Linked DNA regions of Homo sapiens: all the other regions are linked to region 1. A link is an interaction called in ENCODE POLR2A ChIA-PET data of the cell type or tissue named here. Cell type or tissue: HepG2. All regions are shown on one strand.

Region 1 (8,000 bases):
GTGAGAATGCCTGTCTGCAGAACAAGGGAAGGAGGGTGACAGGAGAGAGGAGAGTAACACCAAGGGAGGGATGAAGATTTTGTGTGAGGGGAGTTGGAAGGTGTGGTGGGAGAGTAAGAGCAAATGACCTTGCTTGAGTCCCAGGATCTCCTCAGGCTTGGAGCTTAACCTCACCTCCTAGACCCTATAGTTCTATTATCAATTAATCCCATGTTATCTCAAGGGAGTTTGTGTTGGTTTCTGACATTTACAACTGCAAGTGTCTTGACTGACACTTCACCTTTCCAGACTTATCTCCCACATACCCCTTTCTTCCCATTTTATAGTTCAGACACCTATTTTTTCCCAAAATCAAAGGTCTTTTATTGCATCATTTAAATATCACAAATAGGTCTTAGGAGTCTTCCAGCATCTTGTTTCTGTAGCTGGACAACTCTTAGATCTTCAGCCTGCTGAACTGTTCCTTTTTCAGAGACATAGGTACCATCCAAAATTTTTCTGATATCCTTGTTTTTAACTGTTGTGGCTTGCTGAATCGAAGCAGCTGAATTTGAAACAAGCTGAATGTTGTTTCCTTCAAGGATTAATTCATCTTTCTGGGCTTGAGATACCAAACAAGCAACACCTGACCTCCTCCAAACCCTGGGGATGTATTTTTCACCGAAGAAATTTCAGATTTCAATAAGAGACCCATTCTCCTGGATAACAACGTTGACGGGGAAGTGAGCAGACACAGACCTCATCTTGTAACAGAAGCCCAGTGTAACATCCTTGATCATGTTCTGTGTGTGACTATAAATAGTCTGAACGGTAGCCAGTTCCTTTTTGTTACCTCACTATTTGTCAACCCGGAGCCTCTTTCTTCCTAAGAAGGCTGAGTTCTACATTGATGTGACTGAAGTCCCTCCACAGGCCTCCTCTGGGGCCCTTCACGATAACTGTGCGTCCCTTCAGAGTGATGTCGACATTTTCTGGAATGTCAACAGTCTGGTTGCTGAGAATGGTCTTCATTCTTGCAGTAGATGTGGCAACAACAACAAGAAAGCCTGTTTTTTTTTTTTTAACCCACTCCTGGAAACTCTTCTTTTCCAACTTTAGGTTCCCCATTTTTAATTAATTAATTGATTTTTTTCCCAGCTTTATTGAGGTTAATTGACAAATACAAAATTTCCCCCATCATATCCCCTTCAGCATCCCTGGCAGGGCAGGCACCCTATCTTGTTCATCTTTGCATTTTCCTCCACAAGTATTATGGTACTTAGAAAATGATCTCAAAAAATGTTAAACATCATATGAGGAAGTGCCATTACTATATACTTTCATTAAGTATTTTCCTTTTAGCCTTCATTTACTAAAGTAATGCTCAAACCAGGATTCAAAAAAACAATGCTGTCTTCCAAGAAACAAAACAAAAACCTCATCAAAAGTGTTTTAAACTTAATCAGAACATTTTTAGTGCTATTTATAGCTTAAAATTTGCAAGCCAAGTATACCTCACCCATCTCCCAAAATAAGCCCAAGTAAAAATGATTAGGATATTTATTAAGACCAACATAGTGTAATTACTGTTCTTTGTCTCTTTAGGTAAATTAAAAGCATAGGGGATGTCAAATATTGAAGTCACAAATAGAGTTATTCCTTGAAAGTATAAATGAACCTGCTGTTCAGCTGGAAGGCACCCACAAGGACATACCTGCTGTTAAAATATTGAAACAGTTCCATATGGGTTGGTAACTAGCTTCAGTCTCTAAGCACTCTAAGTATCTTAAGGTCTCTTTACAAGAAACCTCCCACATCCTAAGATCCAGCACACAAAAGATTAATATCTGACCCTATTTTGCTGAAATGGTGGGTATTTCAGCCCATCTTTCATTAATGTAAGAGCAAAATGGCCCTGCTCTTACATTAGGGCCAAGATTCTTTTTTTTGGGTGGGGGGGAACGGAGTCTCACTCCGTTGCCCAGGCTGGATGCAGTGGCGCAATCTCGGCTCACTGCAACCTCCACCTCCTGGGTTCAAGCGATTCTCCTGCCTCAGCCTCCCAAATAGCTGGGATTAAAGGTGCATACCACCACACCCAGCTCATTTTTGTATTTTTAGTAGAGACGGGGTTTCACTGTGTTGGCCAGGCTGGTCTTGAACTCCTGACCTCAGGGGATCCACCTGCCTCAGCCTCCCAAAGTGCTGGGATTACAGGCGTGAACCACTGTGCGTGGCCTAGGATTCTTTTTGATTAGTTGATGGCCAGGCCATATATGTCTTTAACTCTTTTGACTATCACTTCTACAAATAAGTTAACAGAAAAAAAGCGAAAAGCCATTAGCAAAGCTAACTATTCAATGATTTCCCACCCCACCACCAACTACCAAGGCTTTTTAAACTAGAAAGATCAAGAATAAGTGATAGAATTTACAGAAGACGTTAATAGAGCAATTTGAATGTGGTCATTCAACAAGCATTTACTGGCTGGGTGCAGTGGCTCATGCCTGTAATCCCAGCACTTTGGGAGACTGAGGTGGGCAGATCACGAGGTCAAGAGATCGAGATCATCCTGGCCAACATAGTGGAACCCCATCTCTACTAAAAATACAAAAATTAGCTGGGCGTGGTGGCGCGCACCTGTAGTCCCAGCTGCTCAGGAGGCTGAGGCAGAAGAATCACTTAAACCTGGGAGGCAGGGGTTGCAGTGAGCTGAGATCATGCCACTGCACTCCAGCCTGGCAACAGAGTGAGACTCCATCTGGAAAACAAAACAAAACAAAACAGAAAAAACAAGCATTTACTAAGGAATTCACTGTCCTCTAGGTATGAGGTTCATTGACTCTTGGTGGCTTGTATAATGGTCAGTACTATCCAGAGGCCTCCATTAACAGCTTAAAGATGAGTGAAACTGCCTTTGTGGTTTCAATTATGACAGTAAAAGAAATCTGACATAGTTGACTCCATCCTGCTTCTGACCTTCAAACTATCTTTGGTCATTTCTGGCCATAGGCCAAGATAACCTTGGGAGGGATTTTGTTTATAGTTTAACTTGAAAGCAAGCATGATAATAGTCCCTCCCTAAAACTAGCCCCCTCCTTGCTCAGGGACAGAAACCCGCCTTTGTAAGACTAATGAAAGACCACAGAATAGGATTATGGAAGGGGCTTGAACTCTGGTAAAATGTAGATGTAGTTTCTATAATCCTTTACTGCCAGGAGTAATGTGGCCAGGAGGCCACAAGATCTGTGACTTCCCCACTTGCTCCTATAGATAACACCACTGTTGTAGAAACGAATACTGGGTTTGTAGTTGTTTCAGACTGACCTCACCTGGATTTGTGACTCATAACTCAACTGGTCATATGGCCCCACCTAGAGGCGCACTGAGTGCACCAGGAGCTTTTTCCACACGTTGATGATTTCATCCCCAACCAATCAGCAGCATCCATTCCCTAGCCTCCTGTCCACTAAATTGTCCATAAAAACCTTAGTCTTCCAGCCTTTGGGGAGATTGATTGGAGTGATAACTCCAGTTCCTCTGCATGAGTCAGCCTCATGTCAATTAAACTCTTTCCCTACTGCAATGCCACAGTCTTAGTATATTGATTTTATCTGTGCAGTGGGCAGGAAGAAGCCATTGGGTGATTACAAGAGAATCGTCCAGAAAGTTAAAATATTATAAAAGAAAAACTGTCTCAGTCTTGATGTGGCTTCAGCATAGTTTTTATGTAGAACCAAGAACAGTGGTGTGCTGGTAAACTGACTCTGAAAAAGTAAAAGTTCTGATTTGTTAGAGTTTGCCGATTTTCACAATATAAAAATCCCTACCATGCCTAATTTCAAGCTCTGGATGTATCATCACAGAACACAGAATTGGAAATGCACATATTAAAGCCTTAAGAATCAGTAGAAGCTGGCTCCAGCACACCACTGACCCAGATGGCCAGGATTTTATATTCCCACATCCCTTAGTCATTGGATATGGGCCACTCTAGGGCAAGGTGGCTCTATGAACTTGAGACAGTCCCTAAGAAGAATGGCCACTGATGGTAATCTGCTGACAGCACTCCCGGAAGCTGGAGCAACAAGTCCTTTTTTGATGGGGGATCTGGGCAGTACATCACAGAGTCCACCGTACTTGTTATGGGAAACCAGTCATCTGCCTACTCAACTGTCAATCTAGTCACTTTTCACCTAAAAATGTTTTTCAACCTGGAACATATACTCTGAGACCTTTCACTTTTAGATGGTAGAGCTAATAGATACAAATTTGGAAAGATTTCCAGCAGTCCCAAACAGTAAACATCCAGGGAGGGATGAAGGCAAAGGAACGTCCAGAAGTCCAGAAAATCAGATGGAGCTGCTCAGATAGGCTTCTATAAAGAGGGAGGGTTTGAGCTTGACCTAAAGGATAAGTAGAGGTAGAAAAGCAGAGGAGATTGAATAGAAGCAGCATTGCACTGTGGTTAGAATCTTGTCTCTACCGCTTTTTAATTTTCAGGGATTGCACAAACTACTTTACTTCTCTGTGCCTCAGTTTATCCATAGGTAAAATGGGGATGATGATGACATAATAATAGTAATAATATTATCTACCTCAAAGTGTTGTTGAAATGAGTTAATTCACATTGAGATTTTTTTTTTTTTTTTTTTTTTTTGAGACCGGGTCTCGTTCTGTAACCCAGGTTGGAGTGCAGTGGCGTGATCTCGGCTTACTGCAACCTCCGCCTCCCAGGTTTAAGTGATTCTCCTGCCTCAGCCTCCTGAGTAGCTGGGATTACAGGCACCCACCACCATGCCCGGCTAATTTTTTGTATTTTTAGTAGAGATGGAGTTTCACCATGTTGGCCAGGCTGGTCTCGAATTTGTGACCTCAAGTGATCCGCCCACCTCAGCCTCCCAAAGTGTTGGGACTACAGGTGAGAGCCACCGCAACCAGCCCATATTGAGAGTTAATAACAGTGCTTAGTAATATTTGGCCTCTGACAAACAATCTGTTATTTCATGCAGCAAAATGGAGATATCATATTGCAGAGTAGTGCAAAAAATAAAAATAACAAAAAAGAATATACTGAACTTTAATCAGAAATGATGACCTATTTTCCCTTCTTACAAAATGTCCTACCAAGAGTGAATCTTTGGGTTGAACTTCCCTGGTAGCAGGGCATGGTGGCTCACACCTGTAATCCCAGCACTTAGGATGGCAGAGGCAGGAGGATAGCTTGAGTCTCAGAGTTTGAGATCTACCTGGGAAACATAGTGAGACCCCATTCTCCACAAAAAAATAAAAAAGGAAAAACAAAACAAACAAAAAAACCAAGTTGAACTGCCCTGGCAGCCAGAGTATAACAAAACTTTGACGTGTGCTCAAAACTAAACTGCCAGGAAAAATTCAAAGAGCGAAGTTTCACCTTGCCAGAACAGGTCCTTAATGGCAGGCACACCCCTGATAGTTACAAGGATTGGGGGAAGAAAACAAATGGGTGCCCTCAGATTCCCAGCCTAGGCCCTGTCCTGCACCACAAGGACCCACATGTGTATGCATACACCTCAGCGGCCATGTCCTAACTTCACCGACTGCTTCCCCAGATGAAGTCACTCCTCAGGCCTATGACGACATACTGACAGCTGGGTCAGCTCCCAGGATGACAAACCCTGGGAAAAAGGCCCATGCAGCCCGGAGGCAGGCTCTCAACTTTCAGGGCAGGGAATTCTGAAGCCCCATGTACCTGATCTAGAAGGAGGGGCCTCCAGGTTGCTACCTTCTAGGCCAAAGAGGCCAGAGGGGAGCCAGAGAACAGCTGATTGCCCAGGACTGATGGCAGTGCATGGAGGGTCTACTGGGGATCAACCCTTTTAATGCAATATTTTATCTTTTATATATGTGGGATTTTGATAAGGTACTTATGTCATAAGAGAGGCTTTGTTATACTAGAAAAAGCACTGGATTGAGAATCAGGACATTTGTGACTGGGTACGGTGGCTCATGCCTATAATCTCAACACTTTGGGAGGCCAAGCTAGGAGGATTGCTGAGGCCAGGAGTTCAAGACTGGCCTAGGCAATATAGCAAGACCCCATCTCTTTTTTTTTTTTTTTTTTTTTTTTGAGACCAAGTCTCACTCTGTTGTCCAGGCTGGAGTGCAGTGGTGTGATCTCTGCTCATTGCAACTTCCGCCTCCCGAATTCAAGTGATTCTCCTGCCTCAGCCTCTGGAGTAGATGGGATTACAGGCATATGCCACCAAGCCCAACTAATTTTTTGTATTTTTAGGAGAGACAGGGTTTCACCATGTTGGCCAGGTTGGTCTCGAGCTCCTGACCTCAAGTGATCCACCTGCCTCGGCCTCCCAAAGTGCTGGGATTACAGGCATGAACCACCCCGCCTGGCCCAGCAAGACCCCCATCTCTAAATAAAACATAAATAAATAAAAGAATCAGGACATCTGAATTAGAATCCTAGCCACAAAGTGTAGGATTAGGAATTATATTTACTACTCTTCACAATACCAAGCACAATGATGGTCTATAGGAAGATCTAATGAGCAATTTATATTTGTAATGTTGAAGACAATCAGGATTCAGAATTATACTTGGGTTTCAACAGTGATTTTTAAGGATTTGTTGTTATTTTGTTTTTTTGTTTTTCAGATAAAGGAATACTAGACATCAAAATGTTTATTAGGTGATGGACATATAGTCATCCTTCCAGTTTAAGATCTAAGAGCAATACTCAAACAGAAATCAAATAAATGTCTATGACAATTAAGGCAAACATACTCATTTGTCTACAAGCAAAGAGCATTTTGGAAAGAACACTCCCTTGTTCAAATTTTGGTGAACTGGTTGTGGAGACAAAAGTGACTCCATCTTGGATGCTAATCTGCCATGTTGACTTCTGATTAACCCCAGTCTGGGGAATGCCTCTAAGATTTCTATTTTTATCTATGTATACTGTCTGTAAATCCTGTTCTTAGGCCAAGACACCCTTGATGTTATCAAATCCTGCCCTTAGGCTATGACACACATAGCATTCTTCCCTTTTCCTGAGAGGTGGACTTCAATTGTCCTTATACATTCCTTCTAAAGCACATATACCCTTTCTCTGTGGTATATATCTGGGAGAAAACTGTGGAAATCTACCTGTCTGGCAGCTGCCCAAGACCATCCTTTTGTCCATAAGTTCCCCAGTAAATAACCCTCTACTGACAAACTGGATTTGTCTGCCTTGTTCTTTGGTTTCTTGGTTCCTTCTGCATTTGGGGGTTGGTTTGCGTATATGGCCCTTTCATGAAGCACACATCATGTCTTTTGTTTTTTTATTTTTAAGATACCAGGTCTTGCTCTGTTGCCCAGACTTGAGTGCAGTGGCGCAATCATAGCTCACTGCAGCCTTGAACTCCCACCTCAGCCTCCTGAATAGCTGGGACTACAGGATCAGGCCACTACACCTGGCTAATTTAAATTTGTCTTTCTCTTTTTTTACAAAGATAGGACGTTGCCCAGGCTAGTCTAAAACTCCTGGCCTTAAGTGACCCTCTTGCGTTAGCCTCCCAAAATGTTGGTACTATAGGCACGAGACACTGCACCTGGCCTGTTTTTTTGTTTTTTGTTTTTTTTTTATATCTTACCTAAGGTCCACTCCTATCTCTAACAGCCCCATCTCTTTTCTTTTCTTATGTGATCTAAAAATCTTCCCCCAACACTACACTGAGACCCAAATGAGCTTTTTTTTTTTTTTTGAGATGGAGTTTCACTCTTGTTGCTCAGGCCAAGATCATGCCACTGCACTCCAGCCTGGGTGACAGAGTGAGACCCTGTCTCAACAACAACAACAACAACTGCAGATCAAAGTTAAAGAAAGTAAGAACTAAATGGAGCATCTTTTTAGTTTTACCAAGTAGACTATTTCTTTGTCTAGGATGTCTTTCTAGAACCCAGAAACAGAAAATGGCTCTTTTATCCTGTTGGCTTCAATATAATCATTCTTCCTAGGAGGCATATGATGTGGGTGATGGGTG
Region 2 (8,000 bases), 270 kb before region 1:
AGAATCCGTATTATCTCCTCGAATACTCTTAGAAAGCAATGTCTCTCTATAAAAACATGAGGAGAAAAAGACTTCTACAGCATCTTTTTATTGTCTTTACCATTACTTTAATGCATTTTAAAATTTATCTACATTAATTGGGAACAAAGAAAAATAGACATTTCTTTGTTTTTCATAAATAACTAATCTTCATATTTGATAAAAATCTCAAATGATTATTTTACCTTCCCACAAATATAATACATACAAAATTTTTCTGAAGTAAGGTCAACAAATTAAGTATCTTGAGACTAACATAACCACATACAACTGCTGTTTCTACTGACTCCCAGGAACGAAGCAGAAACAAAAACTCATCAAGCTGCTCTGGGTTTCCTTTTGTAAGTGTTACAGATTCAGAACTGTAATCATGTATCATCTGCCAGTAATAACATATGGATTCAAATTGATTGTCTACAAATAAAGTATCGCTGGCTCTAGTGTAACTTCTGGATTTAACATAACAGTGACTACAGCATGGGATAGGCACTATACATATATGGAAATCATAAACAGTATCGAATGCCCTGGACTTCAACTACTGACTCGGTATGTGCCTCATTTGGCTCAGTAATAAATTCACCTGCACCAAACCCGTATCAAAAGTCACCAAATCTCTCATATATATATATAATATATATTATGTATATATACAACCCACAAAACATACATACTATACATAGTTTGTAACAACATGAAGTCATACTGTCTTAAAATGATGCACTCACAGACAGACACTATCCTGGCTGAAATAAATCCTATTGTCATCAGGCTGCTAGCTTTTGAGAGTCTTGACTCAGGTTAGCTACTTATATTCTGCCTACTCTTCACCCTTCTTTAACGTCTTGGCAGTTCTTTCAGAACCACCCTCCGCAATCCAGACAGATTTGTTTCCCAGGATCACTTGATTGGACTTTGGAAACAAGAAAGAGCATGCAGAGGGAGCAGGCAATTCTTAGCCACTGTCCCTCACACCTGCCTATACGTGTGATGTGCTCTGTCCTGTTGGCCACATTTAGTGTTAGAAAGCAGTTATTCAAAGCTCTGTCCCTCCTACCCCCCTTGGGCTTTCTGTAGAGCACAAAAGTGAAAGAAGCTTCTTTGGCTGGGGTAGCAGTTCATTAAAATATACAACTACATTTCCTAGCTCTGGGGTTCCCATTCTGTACTGGAGAGTGCAGGTCACGGATGCTGTTATTAAGGTTTGGTGTGTGATCCATGAGGTTTTCTCCTGGCAGCCGGTGTCAGGATTAGCGCAGCTCCAGCCCAGGAGGCAACAGCCTAATGAATACCAACTTTGAAACAGTGCTGTCGGCACGTTATTTAAGCTTGTACATGCCCACAATTACACACAACACACACATGGGCCTTGGTCACTGGCAATGGTCATGAGAAAATATGAGAAAGGTTTGCAAGGAAAACCAATAAGGCACCAAGAAAAATTATTTCCAGTCAATTTTACCATTTCAAAATGTGAGAAGGAAAATCATAGAAATTAAAAAGATTTCCTAAAATCTGGTCAGCTAATTCACTGAGAGGTCCCATTAGTTCCTTTAGACAACCTACCTGAATGGAATCCTTACCCCCTAAGCTATGAAGTGAGGCATTGCTTAAAATCAAACTGAAAGGGACAGCCCTGAAGCTGTACACATAAGAGACTCCAATGGGCCCTAAGTCCTCCCCAGCTCCACAAAGCTGGCTGTGAAGAAGTTGCTGAACTACTCCATAACCTTTTATTTTACAGTTGCTTTCATGAGCATGACTTGTTTCCATAATCACATGCAAATTGGGGGAAGTAACTATATGGATGGAAACAGGGGGTGGCTGTAAGTAGATCCAGTTTCTCTCCCCTGGGGTGGCTGATCTCAGTAAGACTTAGGGATGCAGGTGGGCTTTTATCTTTGTCTCTCTTAGGGGATGAGGGAAGAGAGGGACAGCAGAGGTGAGAACAGAGACAAAGAAGTGCTTCTGAAAGTTGGTCTGGAATTAGACCCCAAAGATCCTGACTAATATTGCCCCCCACTTGGGCTTAGCGTCCTTTGTTTTAACTGGCTTATTTTTAAAGTAAATTAGTTGTTCAGCATGTTGCTAAAACAAAACAAAAAAAAATTCTAAAAATGAATTAAATCACTTTCATCCACTTCATCCCACAACTTTTGGATACACTGTGCATCATTTCCAGATTTCTCCACAAAGAAGGAGGGACAACCCAAATGAGGCACAATGACTGAAGGCAGCAGAGCAGTCTGTCTACTTTCTGGGAAGACATATGAAATGAGGGAAAAGGTCAAGGTGATCAGAAAAGGTTCTCTCATTTGAAAAACAGGAGAGGAATTGGCATTCAGTCAAGGGATCTATTTCAAGATTCTAGGAAGAGGCTTCTTCCTAGAAGAATAAATAGAGGAATAAAATAGGCACAAAGTTCTGTAGCTATTTGTACGAGGTTTTGTAGAATCCACTGAAATTTTAATTCAGAGGATAAATTGGGTAAGAGCAGTGCATTTTAATAAATGTGAAGTTTTTGAGAGTCCTTACAACTTTAATACTAGGTTTCTTCCCACCAGTAAAGTGTTTAAATTCCCCCTGGGAACTATGCATTTGTCTATTTAACATCCATGAAGTAAAAATTGTCCTAGGCTTAAATTTTACTTTTCCAACTTTGGTATAAGTGAATTACAAATGCCTACACTCAAGTTGTTTTCCTAGACAGGATTTTCTCAAATGTTAATTGCTCTGGCCATTTTAGCTTCCTAAATTTAGTCCCCAATCCTGGTCATTGGTATTTTGCTGGCTGAGGCACTGTCACCCCCCTTCCCCAGTAATGGCCCCACACTCTTCATGAATGAATGCTTAAACAGATTAGGAAAGCAAACAGAATTTTCTAATAGCAAAGAAACCTCTGTGTGTATGTTCATCAATATAAGCGTTCATAATGAATGAAGGAATAGTTAAACAGATTAGTAAAGCAAACCAAATTCTCTAATTGCAAAGTGTGTGTGTGTGTGATCATCAATATACAGGCTTTCTCAGAAGAGGAAGAAAACTATAGAGGTAGCACTATACTGATCTATATTTTAAAAGGTTGTGCAAGCATGTTATGCATCTCTTTTGTTTTCAGAGACGGCAGAGAGCAACGTCTTGCTGCTCTTGGAATATCTGGCTATAAACTAGTCCAAAGTCCAGGAACACTTATTTTCCCTTATTTGGGCCAATGTTTGTTCACAGGTAGCCAGCCTCCCTCCCCCAGTTCAAGCACTTCATTCAAGGGTGGGTGTGGTTTCTAATCACAGCTCTCCAGGAGAGGAGGAATAAGAAAAGCAAAAAGGCTGTTTAACATGATAAAGGGGGAGGGGGGAGGGGGGAGGGGGTGGAGCAAATAAGTGTTGGAAATTTACTTATTAGAAGTATATCCATTTCAGTCCTTACATTTAAAAAGGAGCCCCCTTTAGCAACTGTCGCTAAGTATTGTCCAGAGGGAGTGGGTTTATACTTTTACCAAAATTATAACACAAGTTCCTTAAAAAAAAAAAAAAAAAAAAAAAAAGGGGATCACTGAAGCTTAAGAACCACCCACTACCTCTCAGGCACAAAGCTGCCATCTCACCAGCCTAAAATTCAAGCTCCACCAATCACCATCGCTTAGGCTCTCACTACTGCAAATATTTATGCCAGATCCTCTATAATGCTACCTCTAACTTATTCAAGACACAACGATGGTGCTGTTAGGAGTGAGAATTATTACAAGCACTACAGAAAAGAAACTGAACCTCCCTCTATAAACAAAGCTAAGGCTGAACACAAAACCGCTAAGCACTCCCTAACCTTGTCACTTTGGGGAGGCCCTGAGCTCATTATGCTCCCCTCCTAGGTATGACCTGGGGCTATAAACTGCAGCTCACCTTAAAGAATCATGGACACTTTAAGCAGTGGAAGGAGAAGCTGGCTGAAAAAGCACACCCAACAACTTCCCAGTCACAGCAACCGAAACGTTCACTGTTCACATTTTTTTTTAAAGACACACGTATAGGAAATATATTTTCCCAATTGAGACCACACAGTTCAAAGAAACCTGAACCAAGTGGAACTTCATTACAACGCCAACCTTAGGATTGTAAAGCCCCCAAAGCAAAGGTAAATTGTTGCCAAAATGCAACAAAGTTACAAATTAAGAAAAATACATATAAATTAAAAAGAGGGTTCCCATAAAGAAGGCAGTAAGAAACGCAAAATAGAATACACGTGAGCTGGGCCCCTTGGAGAAGACCTGGGACAGGTTCTTCCTCGAAAACGCCCCTCTTCCCTCTCTCCAAGTCGCCGCGGGAGGGGGCAACAGCACCATGAAGGTAAACGGAAGTGACCTTGGCAAAACTACCAAACAAAACGCCCCCCTCCCCTCAGCTCTCCGGCCGAGTCCCTCGGCGGCAGCCTCCTACACGTGCGACAGGGACACCTGCTTGTGGTAGGTGGCGGCGGGGCCCGGCGGCCCGGTCCTGCCTGTGAGCGCGGCGCTCGCCTCGGGGTAGTCCCCTGCGGCCATGGCGCCCCCGCTCTTGTGGCCGCGCCGCGGGCGGCAGCAGCAGCGGCTGGTGAAACGCCGCCACGACTCCACCGTCTTGCCCGACCAGATCCAGACGCCCGACGTGATGCCCACCACCAGGCACATGAAGTACTTGAGCATGAGCACCCAGTACTCGGGCTTGGCGCGCGGCTGGCCGGTGTCGTGGCCCGGGCAGGCGCAGGTGAGCGCCGCCTCCCAGCTCTCGCGGTAGTGCTGCTCGTACAGGTAGCAGGCCACCACAATGCTGGCGGGGACCGTGTAGAGCAGCGTGAAGATGCCGATGCGGATCATGAGCTTCTCCAGCTTGTCCGTCTTGGTGCCGCCCTGCTTGATGACGCTGCGGATGCGGAAGAGCGACACGAAGCCCGCCAGCAGGAAGAGCGTGCCCACCAGCAGGTAGAGCACCAGCGGGCCCAGCACGAAGCCGCGCAGCGAGTTCAGGTTCTGGTTGCCCACGTAGCAGATGCCGGCCACTGGGTCCCCGTCCACGGAGCTCAGCGCCAGTGCCGTGATGGACTTGACGCTGGGGATGAGCCACGCAGCCAGGTGGAAGTACTGCGCGTAGCCCGCGATGGCCTCGTTGCCCCACTTCATGCCGGCGGCCAGGAACCAGGTGAGCGACAGGATGACCCACCAGATGGAGCTGGCCATGCCGAAGAAGTAGACCAGGAGGAAGACGATGGTGCACAGTGCAGGGCCCGTGGTCTCGTAGTGGATGTGGTTGTGCTCGCGGCTGCAGGCCACGCTGGCATGGCCCACGACCAGACGCACCAGGAAGCCCAGCGACACGCACAGGTAGCAGGCTGACAGGAAGATGATGGGGCGCTCAGGATAGCGGAAGCGTTCCATGTCGATGAGGAAGGTGGCCACTGTGGTGGACGTGGAGATGAAGCACAGCACCGACCACAGGCCTATCCAGAAGGTGGCGAACGTGCGCTCGTCGGCACTGAAGGACGGCTGGTAGCAGGGTACCGCGCAGTTGGGCACCTGGCCCGTCCGCACCTTGTTGTAGAGCGGGTGTGACTCCTTCAGAATGGGCACGAAGGGCTCGCGACACTTGCACACGAACGGGCCCCCAGCGGGGCATTCGCCCCCCGAGGCCGGCGCCCCTGGCGGGCCTGGAAGGGTGGGCTTGGCTGGGAAAGGCCTGGGGGGCGCCGTGGTGGCCTCGCTGCGGTTGTAATCCATGCAGAGGACCTCGGCGTCGCGGCCCAGCACCGGGAGGCGGTCGCAGCTCATGCGCTCGGGCCAGGCGAAGCCGTACTGGCGCATCAGCGGCGAGCAGCCGGCCTTGGCGCGCTCGCACACCGAGCGGCAGGGCGGCAGCGGCTTGTGGTAGTCGGGCAGACAGATGGGCGTGTACATAGAGCATAGGAAGAAGCGCAGGTCCGGCGAGCATTGGATCTCCACCAGCGGCCAGAACTGGTGCACCTCCAGGCCCGCCTCGTCCTGCGTGTCGTGGTTGAACTGGTTGGGCATGTGCGTCAGGTTGTAGCCGATGCCGCGGCACATGGGCACCGTGATTTCCTGGCACACCGGGGCCTTGGACGCGGCGGCCGCCCGGCCCACCAGCTGCGCTAGGAGCAGCAGCAACAGCGAGGGCGGCGCGGATGGGTCAGGCCGAGCCATCGCCCCCTCCCTCCCCTCGCCTCCAGCAGCCCGCGAGGGACGCACACAGGCAGAGGAATCCGGGCCGGGGCTTCTCCCTCCGGCGTCTCGTGTGTGGCGCCGGGGCTGGCAACCTGTTGGTTGCTTTTTCCTTTAAAGAAAACCGTCCAAAGATAAACTGCTTCGGGAAGGCGCTGCCTCCGCTGGCAGCGCTCCGCTCCTCGCCGGATAGGGCTGGGGAGAGACGGTTAGGGCTCGGATTCCAGGGAAAGGACTCTTTAAAAAAGAAGGGGGAGAAGAAAGATTGCAACCACTCCCTGTTGGAGAGGCGTCAACAGTTCGGTCCCCGCGAGCTGTCTCCAAATCTCTTAAGTTAACCCCTTTCCTTTCCTCCCCGCTCCGCCTCCTGTAACCAAACTACCGACTCCCCCACCCTCTCTTTCCAAGCTGGGCCCTTCAGGCAGTGCCCGGAGACCAGAACCCTCAGCTTCCCGGAAAAGGGCACAGGAAACGGGAGAAGAACAGGGAGAAAGGGAAGGTTCTCACCTCCACGGATCCCGCCGAGAAGAGCAGACAGTCCCCAGCCAGCCTGGGTCCTCCGTCCCTGGGTCACTCCGCTGAGAAGCGCGACTCAGAGCCGGGCTGGCGCCCGGAAAGTTTAGCGACAGGCTGGGTACCCGTGGCAGCGGCACATGGCAGCAGGTGGGGGCGACTCAGAGTGGGGGGCGCCCCCAGAACAGGGGCGGCGCAGGCCGGTCACTCGCCCTCTCCTCCTCGGGAGCCCCCCGCATGATCCAGACGGAGCCGGGCAGGGGCAGGCCGTGCGTTCTCCCCGGGGCCGGGAGCCGGACGGAGGGCGAGCGCGCCTGGCAGCACCTGGGCGGGAGGAAGGCGGGAGGCGGGGGCCGTGGGACCCCGCCGCCTCACAGCACCGCGAGCAGCCGGCGCTGGCCAGGCCGGGACTGCATGGTGAGCGCCGGCCGCCGCGTCCCGCCCGCCGCTCGCCTCCTCCCCTGCAGGGGGCTCCGCGCTCCAGTGGACTCCTGGGGGCGGTGGCGACGCTCTCGGGACGTGCCCTGCTCGGCTCCTCCCCCGCGCTCTCGCACCCTTTCGCCCACCTCTGGCGAGCACGGAACCGCGCGCGGCGGCGACCACAGCGGACTCACGGCCGCAGGCTGGCTGCCCTCTCCCGCCCCGCCCGGGTCACCTGCTTCTAATGCCCGCCGGGAAGCCCCGCCCCGGCTCCGCCCCCTCAGGCCCGGGCGCGGTTGGTGGGCCGCCTCGCCAAGCTCTCCGCGCGTCCCCGCCCACTGCCCCGCGGGCTCGGCCTTTCCCCCGGCGCCCTCTGGCCCCGCCAGGAGCGGGCAGCCAAGGAGCGCTGACCAATCGCGGGCCTGGAGGAGATGGGGGCGGGGCGAATGCTAATCATGCCGCTCTGGGCACCCGGGCGGGAAGCCCTTGCCAGAAGTCCCTCCGGAGTTCTCTGCCCGCGCCCTGGGTGCAGGACTCGCTCCTGTAACTTCCTGGCTTATGCACCTTTGCTCCCAGGGCCCCTGCCCTTTCTGCCTGCAGCTAAGCGTCCTTACAGAGTTCAGTGCTTCTTTGAAAGAACTGCTCAAGGAATCACTCTTAGGCGTGGCTGTCTCCCTTCCGAGCTGTCTTGGAACTGTGTGAAAGAAGAGAGGATACTTACTGAGCCCTTTACTGTGTGCCCAACAAAGTGTTAATCGGTTACATCCTTTTTTTTTTTTTTTTTTTTTGAGACGAGTTGTTCTGTCTCCCAGGCTGGAGTGCA
Region 3 (8,000 bases), 290 kb before region 1:
CAATTGGAATTTAGGAGAGAAGGCTTCTGTGCACTTGAATAGAAGCCCCTCAGTGGGTACTGGATCAGACTTAGGCCTTTTCATGGAGCTGTAAGCCATTTGGAACACTTAGCACATACTGTAGAGAAGCAGGAGTGGTGCTTCCAGATGTAGAGAGACAGGTGATACAGGAGAGGAAGCTGTACAGGAAGAGGGGAGTTCATTTTAGATGGTTTAAGCTCTATGTGCCTGTGAGGTAGCAGTGACAGTGTCCAATAATCATTTGAATGTACCGGACTGGAGCATGAATCTGAGCTTAGAGGTAAGGAATGAAGAGTTATAGTAGCTGTTCAAATACAGAGAAAGGTTGCAGAATGAAAGTGGAGAAGCTAGGCATGGTAGTGCACACCTGTAGTCCCTGTTGCTGGGGAGGCTGAGGTGGGAGGATCACTTGAGTGCAGTAGTTTGAGTCCAGCTTGGGCAACATAGCAAGACCCCCATCTCTAAAAAAAGAAAAGAAAGTGGATAGAAGATAGATCTCTAAAGACTGTTAGCATTTTTGAGGGACAAGCTCCCAGATGGAGTGGAAGGAGGAAACCCAGGAGAAGGTAATAAAAGAACAGAGATCAAGATAAGAGAGGCTATGGTCCCAGTGTTAAATGCTGCCAAGAAGTTTCTGATTCTGTAAATATTCACTGGGTGCCTACTCTGTGCCACTATTCTTGTTTTTTGTTTTTGTTTTTGTTTTTGTTTTGTTTTGTTTTAATTTTTTAGTAGAACTAGAGTCTAGCTATGTTGCCCAGGCTGGTCTCAGAACTGACCTCAGGTGATCCTGCCAGAGTGTTGGGATTACAGACGTGAGCTACCAAGTGCTAGAGTAGAGGAGAGGCAGATTGAACAAAGTTCTTGCCTTTATGAGCTTATGTTCTAGTGAGGAAGACATTTTTTCAGGTAGTGGTAAGTAGCAAGAAGATGAAGCAGCATAAAGGGATACAGAGTGACAGGAGGGGCTCACTATTTTAGATAGAATGATCAGGAAGAACCTCTCTAGAGGTGACATTTGAGCAGTGACCTGATCAAAGCAAGAAGGTAAAGAGTGCTGGCATTACAGGCAGCCAGACAAGTGCCAAGACTAGACAGGAACATTTTGTGTGTGTGTGTGTGTGTGTTCAAGGAACAAACAGCAAGGTGTCCCGTGTGGTTGGAGTGAGTTGGAAAGAGTGGAGGAGGTTGAGGTCACATAGGGCCTTTTGGCTTGCAGGCCACAGGAAGGTTTTTTTTGTTTTGTTTTGTTTTGTTTTTGAGATGCGGAGTCTTGCTATGTCACCCAGGCTGTAGTGCAGTGGCTCAATCTTGGCTCACTGCAACCTCCACCTCCCAGGTTCAAGCAATTCTCCCTGCCTCAGCCTCCCGAGTACCTGGGCTTACCAGTGCCCGTCACCACGCCTAATTTTTTTTTTTTTTTTTTAAGTAGAGACCGGGCTTCGCCATGTTGGTCAGGCTAGTCTTGAACTCCCGACCTCAGGTGATCCGCCTACTTCGGCATCCCGAAGTACTGGGATTACAAGTGTGAGCCACTGCGCCTGGCCAGGAAGAAGTTTTTATTCCAGTTTGATGGGTACTTTAGGTAGATTTTGAGCAGGGGAGTGAAGTGCTCTTAAGAAGTTATGCTGATGGCTTGAAGAGAGTAGGCCATAATTGGCAGAATAGAGGCAGAGAAGAGAGTTAAGAAGCAACGAGGGTGATACAGGTGAGCAGTGACAAATGGCAGCTCAGAATCAAAAGCGAGCAGCCTACCAATGAAGGTGGACATAGCAGGAATTGTGCACAGTCTGGTGTGGGATAACTTGAATGTAGGTATTTGGTCTCAGCAACTAGGTGAATGGAAATGCCCTGTACAATATTAGGGAAGACTTGGGGAGTGGAGCAGTGGGATGAAGAGCTCTGGCTTGTAAGTGTGAAGACTCTGGGGACCTTGGCAAGAGGAGTCTCAGGAGAGTGACAGCAGCAAGGGACAAACAGGAGTGGGTTAAGGAGAGATGGGAGATGAGAAGCTGACACCAGGACATGATGCTTTGAGCAAATGAGAGGACACATCCGGGGAGTTGTGGGGAGGGGGATGGGAACAAAGGAAACACGTTGGGGAAAATCTCTGGCAGAGAAGGAGAAAGCCTTCAAAAAGACGCAGTTGCGGGGACAGTGTTCTGCACAAGTGGGAGGGGATCAACTGCACTGATGGAGTTGGCTTTAGTGGGAAGAAAAGAACTCTCACACTGACACAGGAGGGCAAGTGGTATCAGTGAGCATCAGCACATCACCAGCTTACCCGTAAAGGCAACAGGAAGTTGAGGGATTGTCTATGTTGTTTCCCTGTGGTCTAATTATTCCCATTGAGATTTGAACCCTGTTAGGATACTGAGAGTGCAGAATTTGGGGGAAAGGGAACAGAATCTCTCTTAAGAACATGTCATGTTCAATATCCATTTTTGAAAACACAGTCCAGTTTGGAGAACACTGCCAGATCTGATCTGCCTATCTGATAACCTTCAGACAGTAAATAAGCTCTGTTAAAATGAACTTTTTTCAGGCTTGGCACAGTGGCTCACGCCTGTAATCCCAGCACTTTGGGAGGCTGAGGTGGGCAGATCACTTGAGGCCAGGAGTTTGAGACCAGCCTGGCCAACATGGTGAAACCCCGTCTCTACTAAAAATACAAAAATTAGCCAGGCGTGCTGGCGGGTGCTCAGCTACTTGGGAGGCTGAGGCAGGAGAATCGCTTGAACCCAGGGGGCAGAGGTTGCAATGAGCCAAGATTGCATCACTGCACTCCAGCCTAAAAAGATTTCTTTTTGTCTTGATACAGAGTTCAAACAGCATATAGACATACTCTTCCACAGAGAACCCTTTGAGGTAACAGCAAATTACAGCTTACCTCTGAAATCTTTACTCAGCTGTTCACTTTGCTCAGTTCTTTGAAGGATGTTTGGTAGATGTAAAATAATTCATGAAATTGTCTCATAAACTGCTTGGCAGGTTTAGAGGAATACCAGGGGTCCAGAGACATCCTTTTGTCCATCTGTGTTCCTTGTGGAGGCACTGAATACGGGGAATATTTTACAGCCTAAAGACCTGTCATGCTGCTCTGCACAGCAGCCACTGGGTGGCTCTCTTGACCAGCAGTTCTTCAAGCTAGTGCCACAAAAGGGTTAGTTACTGTGAAAAGGAGAAGGTAAAAATGTGCTCAGTATTACTTGGGTTTTACATATTTGAGCATAATATAGCTACCTGTAAAATTACTATCTACCATGCAAGTATGATACATTGTACCTGGTAGGCACTCATTATTTATTGAACAACTCTATTATGGGTGTGGAGGTGATAAGAGTGCCTCTCTTGATGATGCTGTTTGCTGAGATGTCCAGTCATTCCTGTGACTGGGTGGGAAATGTATATGGGCAGAATAGGCAGCAGAGATATCTGACCTACAACTGTGATTTAGTGTCTTGCTTTGGCTGAGTAAGCAAAGTCTCTGTAGAACATAAGAATAAAAGGCACTTATTTTCTGGTCAAAAACAAAAGAAATTTGTCAGTCATGAATTCTTATCAAAGCATTTCGGGGCCGGGCGCGGTGGCTTACGCCTGTAATCCCAACATTTTGGGAGGATCTGGTGGATCACCTGAGATCAGGAGTTCGAGACCAACCTGACCAAAATGGAGAAACCCCGTCTCTACTGAAAATACAAAAATTAGCTGGGCATGGTGGCGCATGCCTGTAATCCCACCTAGTCGGGAGGCCGAGGCAGGAGAATCACTTGAACCTGGGAGGCGGAGGTTCTGTGAGCCGAGATCGCACCATTGCACTACAGCCTGGGCAACAAGAGTGAAACTCCGTCTCAAAAAAAAAAAAAAAGCTTATCAAAGCATTTAAACTGAACTAAAATCAAAGACCAGTGCTCTATTTTACAGGTTTACTTAGAAAGGCTTTTAACTTATGCTGAAATCGACATTTGTCCCACCAACTGGAAAAGGATTGTTCTGGGAGCCATTCTTCTTGCCTCCAAGGTTTGGGACGATCAGGCTGTATGGAATGTGGACTACTGCCAGATCCTCAAGGACATTACAGTTGAGGACATGTGAGTTTGTAAGGTTTTGGTGAACTTTCTAACCATTTTCCAGTATCTTATTCCTATAAAGTTAACAATTTAAGGAATATTTTTAAAGGTTACATTATGCAGATAATGGAAATAGGCATAAGACTATATCTGTCTATCTTTAGTATAACAGTTCACAATAGAGCAAGACTGTCTCAAAAAAAAAAAAACTAACTTCATATTTTCCATCATTACTTGGTAGGTTTTGATGTGTAATAATCTGCTTGATAAATTGAAAAATATTTTTTGGGTGGTTTTTGGCAAAAATCTTACAAGTATACTACCAGAACAACATAGCACAGTAAATATCTTTATTTTATTTTATTTTTTGTTTTGAGACGGAGTCTTGCTCGGTTGCCTAGGCTGGAGTGCAGTGATGCAGTCTCGGCTCACTGCAAGCTCCACCTCCCAGGTTCAAGCGATTCTCCTGCCTCAGCTTCCTGAGTAGCTGGGATTACAGTGGGATTACAGGCATGCGCCACCATGCCTGGCTAATTTTTGTATTTTTAGTAGAGACGAGGTTTCACTGTGTTGGTCAGGCTGGTCTTGAACTCCTGACCTTGTGATTCGCCCGCCTCCGTCTCCCAAAGAGCTGGGATTACAGGCATGAACCACTACGCCTGGCCTCTTTATGGCTTTTAAAAAGTTATCTGCCAGTTCAAGCTCCTTTCTCTTTTTCATTCATTCATTCATTCATTCATTTATATCTTTTCATGTGACCAGTAGGGTATAAACAGCCCTTAAAGGGCATATGTCTGGCCTTTGAAATAATTGTTTGGCCACTATTAGGTCTTAGGGCCTCTGGACTATTGAGAAGTTACGTAGCTTCAACCTGAGTCACACATTGTATATTTGCTTTTGCTAGTCTTTCCACATTTTATCTGAAGGTCTGTTTTTACAGAAGCCTTGAGATATGAAGATCCCTGTGCCCCTGACCCCTCCCCATTAGGAGTGTTTTTTGTATTTAGAAATTGGTCTCCTGAGTTAGGAAGCTCCAGCGTTCCCCTCAGGCGGTCTGAGAAGCACTGCTGGGGCATCATCCAACGCTCACCACACTCGAGAGGCTCCCTGGGCACTCGGACAACCACAGCACCACTTTGGGGGCCTTGAGTTACCTATGAGAGTGCAAGGATCCTTGCTGAGTCATGGAGTTCCTCACAGATGGCACCAATATGACCCTGAAACAGCAGCTTCATCAGGGTTCCTTCCAGGCTGGCCTCGTGTCGGCCGTGAAGGGAAGGGCCTTGGAGCTTGGTAGGCAGGCTGAGCCAGGGAGGCATTTCCAGCAAAGGCTCTCAGGGTGCCCACCAGACAGTGAGAATGGCTTTGTGGGTGGCATTTAGAAAAATATGAAGGAGCACCTCTTGATGATGTTGAGCAGCAGAGGAAGATCAAGGTCATGACAGGCAGTGGCAAGAGTTTGTTTTTATTGCCTTTGCCCATTACTCCATATGACTGTCATTCAGAATTACCATACCATATATTCACAACTGAAGTGAGGATACTTGTGACTAAAAAGGAACCAGTAATTGTGGTAGCTGTTGAAGTGGCTTCTGGTGAAGTTGACCACTTTACTGTTTACCGAACAGCCCTAGTGATATTGCTGGTAGCCGTTTTAGCAAAGGGTGTGACAGCAAATGAATTTGAAACAAATGGAAGTACTTTTGGAAATTGCAGAAACTAAAGTGACTTTGATCACTGCTGTCATCCGTCTGCAAACTGGTTTCTTGAAGGAAGCAAAATTTATTATTATGAACACTTAGCCCTACCATGATGGCAGCTAAAATGTTCTCAAAACCTGCAACTGAACTGACTGGTGCTCTAGTTCAAGATACAGTATCAGAGAACCTGCAGGGAAATGTGCAGGTTTCTACAGATGTAAGCTTCAGGAGCAGTGGTGGCAGGGGCCAGCTCCAAGAAGACCAGTTCTAAATAGTGCTGTTTGTGTATGCCCAGGGAAGCACCAGGAGCTATGCTACAAACAGGCTGCTTTTGTTTATGATCTTTGGAAAGCATTTCAACAAACTGTTTAATATACATTTGTCTCATCCCCCTGCTGTTGACTATTTGTAGTGGTCTCATTTTGAGTCTAAATTGAAACAATTTTAAATTGGTGTCTATCAGGTTTTTCTTAAAAATTTTCAACAGCTACATGTCCTGTTAGAATATATTTCCCTTTAAAAGAATAAGTTAAACTGAGCAGCTGCTATTCAGACGGTTTGCTGTGCCTGTAAAGGGTATGCTATTCAGCCACCTAGCCATTTAAAAAAAAACAAAAAACCTAGAAGATGCATATTCTGTAAGCATAATGCTTTTCTTCAGTGATTAAACCTCTATTAATATGTGTGTTAATCCTATGAAGTACTATATTTCTACACAGTTAAAATGTATTAGTGGAAAAAATATAAAAGGGATTGTGAAGTGCATTTATTGCTGTAGTAAATTAAGTCCTGGTTAGCTGATTATCAAAACATTATCTGATTTACATTTCTATAGGCTTATGGACATATGAACAGGAAATTAATTTTGGAAGTAGGTTCAGTTGGGTTTTTAAGCTCAGCAAATGAGAAAACCACATCTCTGCTCATATTAACTGCTCTCCATACAGGAGATCATCAAGCATTTGTTGACTTACCCAGTGGATAAAATATTAAAACTTTGAAACCAAGAAACCAAATATGTTGTTTAGGTATTTATCATTTTTATACAGTTAACTCCTTATAGGGATTACTGTGAAAGTGGTTAAGATTTTCTCTAGTTTTATGTTTATTTGCTTAAGCATTTGGCAAGGGCAGCTGTGTGGTCATGTAGCCGACTACTACTCCCAGCCCTTTCCTCTCCCATTGCATTCAGCTCACTCCTACATTCTGTTCTGACCAGGACGGTAGATACTGAGCACCTCAGGGTTTCATTCCCAACTCAGAAGAAACACTGAGTTTTTAAGTCCAGTGACCTACCATAAGTCATATCATAAAATGGGTTTAGTCTAGCCAAGACATCCACCTTTGATCTTTCTGCCTTCCAAAGTTTAAAGAGTATCCTCACCCTGTCATAGTGACAATTTCTCACCTTCATAATATTAAAGTGAGCAGAAACTTGCATTATGCCCTTTGACATAGCCTCATGCGCCGGGACAGGGGGAGGGGATTCCCTTCCCCTGTAATGTAGCTTGCTTATTTATTTATTTGAGATGAATCCTTGTTGCCTCAAGAGTTTTTCCCCCTCAGAGATAATAGCAGTGGCTCTTGATGGATCCATTTGTTGCCGTGGTGATATGCCTACTCCTTTTGTTGGTGCTTCTCTACTTCAATAAGCCCCTTCCTGTTATCAGCCTGGTGAAAATGTCTGCAAGTTCTTCAGAGCTAATAAACAGCATACATCATTCCTTTCATCTGATCACTATAGTGGGGCCTTGTGAGTGAGCGTGAAGTATGAATTGTACAGCTGCACTAATGGAACTCTGAAGAATGAGGCCCGAGTCAGCAGCACAAGTGCATCGGAGGCCGTAACCTTCAACCTTCATCCCAGTTCCAGAGTGCTGGGATGCAGAAGGGACCACAAGTAACTGTACCTTATGTGAACATTAGTATGTTAATACAACTGGGTAGCCTATATTTTAAAATAGAGTTTAGAGCCATTCTAGTCTCTTAGAATGATATTTTTGAAGATAGCCCAGTTGACTGACATTGTCCTGTGCTGGTTCTGTTGTGTTCTTCCTCCTCCAGGAATGAAATGGAAAGGCATTTTCTGGAGCTTCTTCAGTTTAATATTAATGTTCCTGCCAGTGTTTATGCCAAATACTACTTTGACCTTCGCTCCTTAGCAGATGACAACAACCTGAATTTTCTATTTGCTCCTCTTAGCAAAGAA

What was found. Peaks named below come from ENCODE experiments on the same cell type or tissue, not always from the same donor. Only the 100,000 strongest peaks of a DNase experiment are listed, where the experiment ranks them.
Region 2: POLR2A ChIA-PET joins it to region 1 with 11 read pairs; 15 of 35 experiments call an interaction of 5 or more read pairs at or near these places.
Region 3: POLR2A ChIA-PET joins it to region 1 with 24 read pairs; 10 of 35 experiments call an interaction of 5 or more read pairs at or near these places.

Annotation. Positions count from the first base shown.
Region 1 is chr2:208,030,943-208,038,942 of GRCh38, forward strand. It overlaps the pseudogene RPL9P14. Among named protein-coding and RNA genes, the nearest start is that of PLEKHM3, 9.4 kb to the left of the region's middle. RefSeq lists an enhancer at 3,249-3,308. In HepG2, a CTCF peak has its summit at 3,353 (motif pointing left); DNase peaks (open chromatin) are centred at 949, 2,999 and 3,349; H3K4me3 peaks cover 489 bases.
Region 2 is chr2:207,762,514-207,770,513 of GRCh38, forward strand. FZD5 (frizzled class receptor 5) reads right to left here and starts at 7,393. Exons shown (of 2, transcript NM_003468.4): 1 at 6,752-7,393; 2 at 85-6,481. The coding sequence starts at 6,226. The coding sequence ends at 4,469. RefSeq lists silencers at 4,578-4,637, 6,144-6,203, 6,614-6,673, 7,014-7,693 and enhancers at 4,672-5,228, 5,229-5,786. In HepG2, CTCF peaks have their summits at 4,387, 5,519 (motif pointing right), 5,842 and 7,239 (motif pointing right); DNase peaks (open chromatin) are centred at 3,238, 4,398, 5,518, 7,478 and 2 weaker places; H3K4me3 peaks cover 5,843 bases.
Region 3 is chr2:207,743,102-207,751,101 of GRCh38, forward strand. It overlaps CCNYL1 (cyclin Y like 1), which reads left to right. Exons shown (of 10, transcript NM_001330218.2): 8 at 3,946-4,112; 9 at 7,856-8,000. Among named protein-coding and RNA genes, the nearest start is that of MIR4775, 7.7 kb to the right of the region's middle. In HepG2, a CTCF peak has its summit at 3,143 (motif pointing right); DNase peaks (open chromatin) are centred at 3,150, 4,050, 4,970 and 7,438.